Linked DNA regions of Mus musculus: region 2 is linked to region 1. Evidence: chromatin contacts called from ENCODE POLR2A ChIA-PET data. All regions are on one chromosome and are shown on one strand. Each heading gives the region's core, a stretch centred on a gene start or an enhancer-like site at or near the end of the contact. The rest is flanking DNA. Distances are from core to core; before and after follow the strand shown. Region 1 holds the start of Ubb (ubiquitin B). Region 2 overlaps Pigl (phosphatidylinositol glycan anchor biosynthesis, class L).

Region 1 (6,748 bases), core at 3,594-6,093:
GTGTGGGAAGCTCAGGCTAGAGTACATGTTGGTGGCTGCTGGCTTATTCACATAAGACTGAATTTGGTCCCCAGTAGAAGTGGAAGGCCTTCACATGCACACACTCACAGAATAATCAAAAAATGTCAAGGAGTCCAGAGTCGTGTGTGGTGAAAGGCTCTTGTAATCCTAGCGGTTGGGAGGTGGATGCAGAATAAGGCCCCCATCTCAAAAACCAAACCCAAACCCACTCTTTCTCCTCAAACACCAAATCAACTATGGAGTCCTGAACCATGGTGTGGTGTCATACTTTGCTACACAGAACATTAACCTGGGCAATATGAGACTGCCTCAAGTAATTAAAAAGGCTGGGGATAGCTCAAGTCATATTGTGCTTGACTTACATGAACTGTTTGATCCTCAGCAAAACACACACACAGAGGGGGAGACAACCCCGTTATTGAATTCTTTAGAGGGGAAACATGAGGTTATGATTGAGGGTACCAGCTTGTTCTGTGAACTCTACAATTTCAAGGTAGATGTGTCATTTAAGTTGTTCTCCATATTAACCACCATGACTCAAGGGCCAATGAAGGGAACTGATGCCAGTTTTTCTCCTTCCCCTGCTCACCTTTTTTCCTTAGACAAGGTCTCTATGAAGCCCTGGCTGTCTTTGGCCTCACTTTGTAGATCAGGTTGGCTTCAAACTCACAAAGATAACACCTGCCTTTGCCTCCCAATTACTGGGATTAAAGGCATGTGCTACTACTAAGACAGCTCCCATGTTTGAATTTTAGAGACAAGGTCTCACTATGGATCTCTGACTAGCCCAAAGTTTACTATTTGACTGGGCTAGCCTCAGAGCTCTACTGCATGTGCTTCTGTGCTAGGATTAAAGACATGCACCACCAAGATGAGCCCATGTATTCTTTAGCATCTAGTCTAAGGCTGGAACCAACATTGTTTCTAGCAGTTAGAGAACCCCAAAGAGCCATGGCTCCCAGGCTTTTAAATTGTTTATTCATACATGTATTTTTATTAAAAGATACCATGTGGGTCCTAGCTACAAAATGGCCCAGCCTAGCCTGGAGCAATATTGCCTCAGCCTTCAGGGTGCTGGGGGTTACAGGTATGTACCACCCATGCCCAGCTTCAAGAAATCTTATCAACTCTGCTCTCTCTACATTAATCTCATAGCAAGTCCTAGACACATTTCCCCACAAAGCTGTACAGGTATTTCTTCCAAAATCAAGGTGGCACAGATCTTTAATATCAGCACTCAGGAAGCAGATGCAGGTGAGTTCACAGGGCAACCTGGTAACTAACCACAGGACAGCGAGGACTACATAGACTATCTCCAAAAAAAAAAAAAAAAAAAAATCCTAGGCAAAATGGCACACAATCCTAACATTTGGGAAGTAGGGGCCAAGTGGGTATCTTTGAGTTTCATTCAGGCTAGCCTGCACAATATGGTGTACCACACCAGCCAGGGATAGATTCCTTCAACAAAATACATCAAACCACTTGCAGTGGCAGTTTATGCGAAGAGGCAGAGGTAGGGTTAGAAACTCAAAGCAACTAGTCTGGGCTTAATTAAAAGGGGCAAAATTCGTAGCAAAATTCAAGGGGGTGGAGGATCCAATAGAGGGCTGGTGAGACAGCACAGATTATACTGCTTGCCTTAAAACTACACCACTTGGGTTTGATCCCCGGTATGCATGTTACACTCAGTAAATGAGAACATAGATGGTCTCCCATCACCTTTAAAATTCAAGTTGGTTTACTGCTGAAATGCATACTCATATACAGAAAGGAGCTCACACAGCAGGCTAGCGTTTAACAATTATTGAGATTGTAATCTCATTTCCATTTCTCCTGGAGACTGCCATGGAATTCAATGTAGACTAGGGTAGTCCTGCTTCTGCTTCCCCCCAGTGCTGACACTAAGGGCCTGTTTTTTTAGTGCAGTCCTGGGATTGAATGCTGGAATTTCTTTTACTCTACAAACCTGTATCTCCAGATGAAAAAGTACCAGCTACAAATGCATTTTAAAAATCTTAGGCCGGGCGTGGTGGCGCACATCTTTAATCCCAGCACTCAGGAGGCAGAGTCAGGTGAATTTCTGAGTTCTAGGCCAGCCTGGTCTGCAAAGTGAGTTCCAGGACAGCCAGAGCTACACAGAGAAACCCTGAAACTCGAAAAAACCAAAAAACCTTAGGACATTAACTACAACTGAATAATCTGGCAAGTTCCAGTTCTTGGCGAACCTCTATGTCTTTTAAATCACATTTCAAAATGATAGCTAAAGCTGGGAAATCATGTGTCTCAGTTGTAGACCAGAGGCACATAGGGTCCATACTGCTGAAAATTTTGGGGATTGAAGGGACACAAACCTTCCAATGACAGGTGTTCACTGTAATAGCTTTTAATTTTCTTTTCTATTACTTACCATTTCTCCAAGTAGGTGGTTTTCTTCCTAAAGAATTATCACAACCAGCATTAAGAAATCCAACCTGCTGGTATCTTACCCAAGCAATCATATGCAAATCAGTGTGACCTAGAGACCCCCCAAACCACCAATTTAAAAAAGTACTTAAATAAGCAAAGTTACAAAGGCTGTATGGCAAGCCCCACCCCTTCTGTGGCAAACTGACATTAAGGCTTTGCCATTAACTAAACAAAATTGCGATGTCATACAAGTATAAGCTGTAAATGATGCATATTTTAGTCAAGACCAATCTTTAGTTAAATCATGCCCAAAATAATCAGTTAAGAGCCCCCACCACCCAAGCCACCACAGAATTTCACAAGTGACACCATATATGCTTACCATGCAACAAAACCTTTATTAACATTTTTTAACAGAGGTTCAGCTATTATTGAAACTTGTAATTTCTAAACTTAAATTGGGGCAAGTGGCTAGAGTGCAGAGTAATGCCATCACTGCCCACTGGGAATGCAGACCGAATAATTAATAGCCACCCCTCAGACGGAGGACCAGGTGCAGGGTCGACTCTTTCTGGATGTTGTAATCAGAGAGAGTGCGGCCATCTTCTAGCTGCTTGCCGGCAAAGATCAGCCTCTGCTGGTCAGGGGGGATGCCCTCTTTATCCTGGATCTTGGCCTTCACATTCTCGATGGTGTCACTGGGCTCCACCTCCAAGGTGATGGTCTTGCCGGTCAGGGTCTTCACGAAGATCTGCATGCCACCTCTCAGGCGAAGGACCAGGTGCAGGGTTGACTCCTTCTGGATGTTGTAATCAGAGAGGGTGCGGCCATCTTCCAGCTGCTTGCCGGCAAAGATCAGCCTCTGCTGGTCAGGGGGGATGCCCTCTTTATCCTGGATCTTGGCCTTCACGTTCTCGATGGTGTCACTGGGCTCCACCTCCAGGGTGATGGTCTTGCCAGTCAGGGTCTTCACGAAGATCTGCATGCCACCCCTCAGACGGAGGACCAGGTGCAGGGTTGACTCTTTCTGGATGTTGTAATCAGAGAGGGTGCGGCCATCTTCCAGCTGCTTGCCGGCAAAGATCAGCCTCTGCTGGTCAGGGGGGATGCCCTCTTTATCCTGGATCTTGGCCTTCACGTTCTCGATGGTGTCACTGGGCTCCACCTCCAGGGTGATGGTCTTGCCGGTCAGGGTCTTCACGAAGATCTGCATGCCACCTCTCAGGCGAAGGACCAGGTGCAGGGTTGACTCCTTCTGGATGTTGTAATCAGAGAGGGTGCGGCCATCTTCCAGCTGCTTGCCGGCAAAGATCAGCCTCTGCTGGTCAGGGGGGATGCCCTCTTTATCCTGGATCTTGGCCTTCACGTTCTCGATGGTGTCACTGGGCTCCACCTCTAGGGTGATGGTCTTGCCGGTCAGGGTCTTCACGAAGATCTGCATTTTGACCTTGAATTTAAAAGGTAAAAATTTAAAAGCCTACTAAAATCTTCGATTCCCTACAAAATACTTCTACTCAAAACTCCTCCCCTTTTTGTCATAACATAAAACCTGTTTTGTCATGGTTTCAAACTGCTAAACCTTTCCAAAACACTAAACTGGCATTTGGAACATTCATCAACTGCGGGGCATCCAAGTTCGCTAACAATAGACATGATAAATTGAAAATAAAAAATATCCAGACCAGAAGCCATCGATAAAAATTCAAGTAATAAACAATGCCCGAGTGAGAAGTACCTCTTTTCTGCCTCCCCCCACTGAAATAACCACGATGGACTCTCCATCGGTTAAGCGTCCGTTAAGCTCCCTGGCGCGCGCGCCAGGGCCGCCCCCGCTCCGCGCACGCGACCAAGGCCCACTCTTCCCGGAAGGCCCGTTGCCGCGTCACGTCACCTCGCTCCCCTCCCCCACCCCAAGAAAAAAAAGGCCCGCTTAGCACCACGTAAGCCCCCTCTCTAAATCCTCCCATGATTCAAACGCCGTAGACAAATACCTGTTAACAAATGTGATGAAAGCACAAACCGCCCAGCGCGTCGAAACACCCTCACAGAAAGACCGCCGAACCGGACAAAGCCTCTCGTCACTGAGCTCAGTGGCCGCGCGAGCCGCTATTTATGCAGCGTCTGTTGCGTGACTGCTCACTCCTACGTAGCTGTTGTCTTCCTGCGCCACCGAAAGTAGTTCCGCGGGCCCCCACCTCCCCCAGACCAATTAGGCGTTTTTGCCGAGCTCCCGATTCTTCAGAACCAAAGAAAAGAGTACTACCAAACGAGAGACACTGTATTCCCGGCGTCTCGTCTCCTCTCGTGCAAAAAATTGAAAAAATCATCACGCGGATGAATCCAAGTTAAAGGGCCCTCCCTCGAAAGCTCTGGAAACCTCCTTGCGGCGCCAGCGCTGATTGGTGAGGAGTCAAAGATGAGGCCGACGCTGATTGGTGGAGGTCGCGGGCCGCTCGATTGTTGCTGGGCTCGGTTCTCGGGCAGTTTAACGTCGACGTTGCTAAGTAACCGAGTGCGCATGTGCGGGCGCTCGCCTTAGCGAAATACTGATGTTTCCTGCTTGAGGTGGGGGAGGGGCGTCTTCTCTTCCCGCGTCCGGAACCCCGCGTCCCGAGTTCCCCGTGGTTCTCTCGCACCCATCGCTCGGCGGCTTTACGCCACAGGGTGAATTGCGACCTCACCCTGCTCCCCCTGGCTGGACTCTAGCTTCGCCCAGGCCCCCTCCAGTATGAGCATTGATGCTTCCGTAGCCAGTGTTTTTAGTTGTTTTGTCTTGTGGCTTAGCCGCCCACGGGCCCAGATGTGGGTGGGAGTGGGGTGGCTGCCGGGCTGGAAGCTGAGGATTTAGCCAGAGACCCAGCCCAGAGCCCGGCCGGACTTACAGATTCTCTCCCTCCCCAGCAATCTACAAACAAAGGAAGGAAAGAGGAGAAATGCCTATTAGACTCAGTACCCGGGGTTCACCCACCTCTCCCATTGGGATGTCTATTGTGCAAAGGAAGGGAAGGGGCCCGTTAATCCTAGAACCTCAACCTCAGGACTAGGTTCTGAGGTTTTGGGTGTGGTTGCTTTTCCCTCATCGAGATCAACAAGGAAGGAGCAGAACTGCTCGGATTGCTTTGTCATGCGGAGTCACGAGGATGGCCATGTAAACAGTTTTGTTTGCATAGGCTACCGGCTTCCGTACAGTAAGAAGTCTAGCTACGCTAACAGATTAAACTTCACTCTGTAAAGGTTTACGAGTTATTACCATATTACTGAAGGAAACGTTAGGAACATAGCTGGTTTGCCTAGCATGAACCAAAAGCTCCAGTTTGATTCCCCAGCCCAAAGTCTGCTTTCTAGAATAAAGAGCAGGTAGAATTTTATTTGAAGTGAATTGAAATTCAGAAAATGTCTCCTTTGCATAGTATTTTATTTTTATTAGGAAGCATGAGTCGGACCTTGTTTCAACAAGCAGAGTATGTCTGAGTCAGACATTTTGAGGCACAGACTCAGCCAGAGTGCTGATCTTATGATTGATGCGATGACTTCATTGGGGTAAGTTCCAGCAATTGCCAGACGGGTTATTGCTTCCTAGTTTGTTTTGTTTTCAAAGTAGATCGTTTGGTGACTTCAACCCAGTAATAATATTTCAAAAGAATGGCATCTGGACAAGATAGATTTTTTTTTCCGTAGCATAGTTTTTGTTGCTTGTGCTGTGTTCACCCCTAGCCCCACCCCTTGGAGACTGGCCATCACTCTGTAGCCCTGGTTGGCCTGGGATGACTATGTAAATCAAGAGCTCACAAGAGATTCTCTTGGTTCTGTCTTCCGAGTGTTGGAATTAAAGACACGGACCATCGTGCCCAGCATGATGTAAACAGATTTTTTTAAAAAGTATTTTATATCTGAGTGTTTTCCTTGTATGTATGTCTATATAGTACCTGTGTATCTGGTACCTGAGGAGCTCAGGAGGGTACCAGATACCCTAGAACTATACAGACTGCTGAGTACTTGTGTGGCTGCTTGGGAATCGAGCAGCTAGTGCTCTTAACTGCTCCAGCCCTCTATAAACAGATTTAAAAAAAAAAAAAGACAGTATAAATTTTGAGATTAGAAGTTTATTGAGTTAGTTCAACAATGTTTCTCCAATTAAAAAGGAACTGTTTTCCATTTTTGTTCACAATAGAAAAAAAAATTGTGTCATCTTTAGGCCCTAAAACACATGAATACACCTGTGTGTGTGTGTATGTGTATTGCTCTGTAGACCAGGCTGGCCTCCCATCTCAGAGATCCCCCCTGCCTCTGCCTCCTGCCTCCAGAGTGTGGAAACTAAATG
Region 2 (6,017 bases), core at 2,589-5,088, 56 kb after region 1:
CTACAGAGTGAGTTCCAGGACAGGCAGGGCTATACAGAAAAACCCTGTCTCGGAAAACAAACAAACAAACATTTTTATGATGTTGTATGTATAAGTATTTGGCTTCATGCGTGTCTATGCACTTGTGTGCCTGGTCCCTGAGGAAGCCATCGAGAGCATGAAATCCTCTGGAACCAGGAATTACAGATGGTTGTGCCTTGCTGTCAGGTCAAGGCTGTGCAGGTAGGGGTATGACCATGCAAAGCCAGGCAGAGTGGCAATGTGCCTCACAACCCAATAATCTCTAAAACACTACTGAGGGCTGTGGCCCAAGAGGTGGTTTATCTGTTAAGAGAACTGACTGCTCTTTCAGAGGACCTGGGTTCAATTCTCAACACTTACATGGCAGCTCACAACTGTCTGTAGCTGCAGCCTCAGGTTATATCCTCACACAGACATACATGCAGACAAAACTCTAATACAATATATATATATATATTGCAGACAAAACTCTAATACACTATATATATATATATATATAGTCTGTTAAGGGGACTAGAAAGATGGCTCAGAAGTCAATAATGTGTTTTCTGCTCTTTTGGAGGATATAAGTTTAGTTCCCAACACCTATGTTAGGCGTCCACAATCACTTGTAACTCTAGATGCAGGGGATCTGATGCCATCTTCTGTTCTCCACAGGCACTGTACACACCCACAGGCACCTGTACACACGTACTCTCTCATATACCTATAGGCATATACATATATACATTTCAAAAAACCTTTTTTTAAAAAAAACTTATTTACTTATCTCTATGTAAGTACACTGTAGCTGTCTTCAGACACCCCAGAAGAGGGCATCAGATCTCATTACAGATGGTTGTGAGCCACCATGTGGTTGCTAGGATTTGAACTCAGGACCTTTGGAAGAGCAGTCAGTGCTCTTACCCGCTAAGCTATCTCTGCAACCCTCAAAAAATATTTTAAATAAAGAGTTGTTATCCTGATATGACATGTGCATTGACTTTCTTTCTTGTCTGTCTTTCTTCCTTTCTTCTTCTCCTTTTTCTTTTTTTAGAGGTCTCACTAAGTAGTCTTTGCTGGCCTTGAACTCTATATAGAAAGAACTATAGCAATCGGCCTGACTCTGCTTCCTGAGTACTGAGATTAAAGGCTAGGGCCACCACACCCAGCCTGACTTTGCATTCTTATACTCTCAGCAGTTGTGATTATGAGCATAAAACTTGAATAAGATTGAGATCATCAGGAATTTAGGAGGCCCTACCCACCCCTGAGGATCTATAGAGGGTTAATGATTGATGGGGAGAGAGACATTTTCTCCAGTGGTGCAAGCACTGGCGAGGGGCCTGTGTTCCTATAAATAACCCATCACCCATGCTGCTGAAAACAACCCTAAGTAAACTCACTGGGTCAAACACACAAACAAAAGGAGAAGAAAAAAAGAAAGACGTGGATAAGGAGGGCCAGCTGGGAAGAGAGAGAGAAGCAGTAGGAGGGGAGGGGTCACAAGGGAGTGCTATGGGGGCTGATGACCATGAAGGGACATTGTATACATTTTTGAGAATGTCAAAATGAAACCCATTACTATGTAAACTAATATATGCCAGGAAAAACATAAAAACCTTAAAGAGGGTTAAAAGCTGAATCAGACTCAGAAGACTGAGGCAGGAAGTCAAGTTTGAGATCGGCCTGGGTTAAAAAAGAGAAAAGATCATTTAAGGAAAACAGGCAAAATTACAAGGAAGGAATGCAAAATATCAAAATATAATGCATTTTTAGGATTCTCAGAAAGAATGCAAGAAATGCAAAATAAAAGCAAGATGCTTGTGGAGAAGGGCACAGGCAGAGTTCAAATGGCTTCCGTGAGTCTGACCCTAGACTTCTAGAAAATTCCGATAAGGAAATGGAGAAGCTTAAAGGCCGGTAGAGCAAGTAGAAATACCTAATCTATGCCGGGCGACGGAGGTGCATGCCTTTAATCCCAGCACTCCGGAGGCAGAGGCAGGCGGATTTCTGAGTTCGAGGCCAGCCTGGTCTATAAAGTGAGTTCCAGGAGAGCCAGGGCTACACAGAGAAACCCTGTCTCAGGGGAAAAAAAAAAAGAATTACCTAACCTACATTCACCTCCCTTACCAAAGGACTAGCAGTTCTACAGCTTCACCACCAGGGGGGCGATTTCTCTATCCTTGTGAACTTGAAAGTGAGGATCCACCCAAGACGTGGAATGTTAGTGTGTACACCAGAAAGAGCCCCCAGCCCCTAAACCTTTGCTTGTCACATAAAGAATAACTCATGTGAAAGAGGAATAGGAATATGAAAAGAAATTGAATTTTCACAACAAGGCAATAAAGTGGGAGGGCCTCCAAATGACAAGCTCCCAATAGATTGGAGCCTTGAGATAACCAAGTCTCAGCTTCCCAGAAAGCAGAGCCTACACTGAAGCCACCTCACTGTCACCTGGAGACAAGGACTGTGGAAGGCACAGAGGGAGGGATAGTGAGCCATAGAGGGAGGGAAGCTGGGAAGGAGGGTGGTTTTATTGATTTGATACATGGCTTATTAGATCCCATGGGTGTCTAAAAAGCTGTATGTACAGTACCTCCACACAGAGGGCAGGTTGTAGCCTGTTAGCTCTTCAGACTTCAAGGTGAGCTTACTTGGGTGCCCCAGGACTGAGATGTCATAGAAGCCCTGAGCTAGAAAGCAGGTGGTAGACTGAGCCTGAGCCATGGGCTTGTCAGACAACAGTGAGTATCTGGAGATAAGGGTGCCCGGGACCCCAAAACATCAGGGCAAGACTCAGAACAAATTCAGTGTTCACTTAGCTAACATGGACCAAGTACACACTTCTGTATCATACCCAAGGCAATAGCCAAACATGGATATAGGTCACTCTTTATGCTTAGGGCTGAGTGGAGCTGAGGTTTGGGATCTTGCAGGATGAAGGAATTTCCCAGGGAAAGGAGAGCCAAGAGGTCAGGGATTCCAAGCCAAGGAGGCAGTATGATGAGCTGGCGGCATGAGCAGCTAGCTGGCAGTGGTTGCTGAAGCGCACCGGCAGCTGGTGGAGCTGAGAGTGTCGCAGGCCTCTGAGGAGGACAAGGAGGTGGAGGTGGAGGAGGAGGAGGAGGAGGAGGAGGAGGAAGAGGAGGAGGAGGAGGAGGAGGATGGCCACCATCCAGGGGAGCAGAGGAAGACTGTGGCCAGGCCTTGTGTTTGACAAGCCCTTGAGAGCGGGAAGAGGGTGGACTTAGCAAACAGTGTTAGTGCTACAGGAAAATGCTCCCAGCTCCCGGCTCCACCCGGGACTGCTGTGTTCAGTAAACAAGCTCGCCTCAGCCTGTGACGCTTGCTTTTCTAATAGTGAAATATCCTCAAACTCTGACCTTCACACATTCTAGTGACTCGTCCTTACTGGTACTTTTACAGTCCCTCAGCAGTGCCATGCAAACACTCTGGAGAATCTGTGGTGCAGGAGACTCCTCCAGTCAGTACGTCTGAGAAGGGAGGCCCCTGGGCTCCACTAGCAAGAGGAGGTTTGCTTTGTCTTCTCTCAGACACAGCCTCTGCAGAAGCGACCAGGACCGGTGCTGCTGCAGAGCTCCAGCAGAGCTCCAGCAGGGTTAGGTAACGACTTAGCTCCCTGAGAACCAAGTCCTACTTTTGCACACTGCACTCTGAACTCTCATACAGATGGAAGTGGTTCAGACACCCTTATTTGGTCTTGTGGCTTGTTTAGCACAGTGCTGGCAGAATCTGCTGCCCCTCCTCCACCCACTTCAGGCACATTTCTAAACTTAATTACTTCCTTTGTCATCTAAAGTGGGTAAAGGTCAGTAGGGTTCAGTGTAACGGCTTTGGCAGGCCCAGGGCCTGGAAGCTTAGTTGGAGCCCAGCAGTTGGCCCGTCCTCACCAAGGGCTCATTTAGGGAGGCAGGGGCTGTCTCCCCATGCTGAGGCCATCCTGCAGCGTTCCTGCTGGAGCACAGGAGGACCAGGGAAGACAAGGGAAATGGATCTAAGCTAAAAGGTTGGACCCAACAGTTGAAAGCAGGGTTCAGTAACTTCTGTGGAGTAAGGGCAGTGGTTCTCAATTTGTGGGTCTCATCCCCTTTGGCGTTGAAGATGAGATATTGTGCATATCAGATATCTATGATTCTTTGTTGTTGTTTTCTTGAGACAGGGTTTCTCTATGAAGCCTTGGCTGTCCCAGAACTCACTCGGTAGACCAGGGTAGCCTTGAACTCACAAAAAATCTGCCTGCCTCTGCCTCCTGAGCACTATGATCAGAGTGTGTGCTACCACCACCTGACTAATTTGCATATTTCTAATGGCTAGTTATACATGTTTCTTAGCATTGCATGATAAATAACAGTGGCAAAGTTACAGTTGAAATAGCAACAAAATAATGTTCTGGTTGGGGTCCCCACACATGAGGAACTGTATTAAAGGGTCTCAGCATCAGGAAGGTGGAGAACCATGGCTCTAGAGTGAGACAAACCTAGAGGGGAAATAAAACAATGGAAAGAAGGACGAGGAGAAGGAAGAACATGCCCTGAGAGCGGAACAGTCAGCACCTTGATTAAATGTCCCAACAGACCCCTTTCTGCACAGGGCTTCCCTCTCCCAAGTGGAATCATAAAATGGCCTTTTCTTTTAGCCTTCGATGCAAAATGAGCCAGGAAATCACAAGTGTAGGTACTTGTAGGAAATATTTCCTTAATACTGTCCGCAGGTCACAGGGCCTTGTCCTTGCAGGTATGCTGAAGCTTCTACAGGCTGACGCAGGAGGGTTTATGACCACTTACCTTCTTCCAAGACACTAAAACAGAGGAAGAGCTGGGCGCGGTGGCCCACGCCTTTAATCCCAGCACTTAGGAGGCAGAGGCAGGTGAATTTCTGAGTTCAAGGCCAGCCTGGTCTACACAGAGAAATCCTGTCTAGAAAAAAACAAAAAACAAAAAAAACAAAGACAAAAAACAAAAACCAAAAACAGAGGAAGAAAAGGCCTGCTGGATACATGGGTTGTACCAATTAGTAGTTAGTTCAGCCTGGAACACTGGGGCCCTGTTTCTGTCTGTTCTACATACCTGTAAGTACTGCTGCTGCTTGTAGACTGGAGACCCTTGTGTGCTTTATGAAAGATGCCCAAACTCCTGTGGAGTCCTGTAGACCAGGCTGGCCTCATACTTGGAGATCCACCTGTCTCTGTCTCCCAAGTCCTGGGATTAAAGGCATGTGCCACCACTTTTTCTTTGGCATTTTGTAAAAGGTACCCAGAGGTTGCTGAGGCATTGTGAATCACAGTGCTGTACAGAAATCAGTAGTCTGTGCTTCTCCTTCTCAAAGACATCCTTCATATTGTTGCAACAAAGCTTGCAGCACTCTTATAGGAAATTTTACTTCATAGTTTGCCAGTGTGTTGTTTAGTGTGGTGTTGAGAACAGGCTGCAATCTGCTCTACGCTATTCCACAGTATATAAAACAGTGTTTTTTCTGGCCATGCTTTGTCCTAAGAGACTCCAACTTACAAGTAACTTTAGACTCAATTTTAAGGAAGGGGGATGAGAGCAGCCCCTGGGTGCACTAGCCAACCACTCTCTGTTAGGTTGAACCCATATAGCACAGGCTGCTAAGTATCTCTGGGAGAAGAAAGGAAGCCACCTTGGCCTGAGAGATGGGTCAGTGATTTAGAATATTGGCTGCTCTTTCAGAGGACCAGAGAGGTGTATTCCAAGCACTGACAAGGTGGTTCAAAACCCTTTATAACTCTAGTCCCAAGGGATCCCACATCCTCTTCTGCCCTCCACAGGAACTGCTTACAGGTGGTACACGGACATACATGCAGGCAAAACACCCATGTATATATTAAAACAAAACAAAACAAAAAGACCCCAAAACAAACAACAAAGAAACAAACAATTTAAAGGATACAAGGAAAGAATCCTCACTTGTTAAGTTTTAGTATTGAATACAAGATGGACTTTTTTTTATTTTATTTTATTTTATTTTGGTTT

The links. ChIA-PET counts read pairs that join two places held with the same protein, here RNA polymerase II (POLR2A).
Region 2: POLR2A ChIA-PET joins it to region 1 with 155 read pairs in embryonic stem cell. The contact joins the enhancer-like site here to the promoter of Ubb in region 1. POLR2A ChIA-PET finds 5 or more read pairs at or near these places in 5 of 5 experiments (Patski and embryonic stem cell).

The regions. Positions count from the first base shown.
Region 1 is chr11:62,549,266-62,556,013 of GRCm38, reverse strand. Ubb (ubiquitin B) reads right to left here and starts at 4,843. Exons shown (of 2, transcript NM_011664.4): 1 at 4,419-4,843; 2 at 2,801-3,874. The coding sequence starts at 3,868. The coding sequence ends at 2,951.
Region 2 is chr11:62,492,677-62,498,693 of GRCm38, reverse strand. All of the region lies in intron 2 of Pigl (phosphatidylinositol glycan anchor biosynthesis, class L), which reads right to left. Among named protein-coding and RNA genes, the nearest start is that of Pigl, 37 kb to the right of the region's middle. Within about 2 kb of position 3,838, at least 2 of the 3 ENCODE cell types and tissues checked have a DNase peak (open chromatin) inside an H3K27ac peak, as active enhancers do.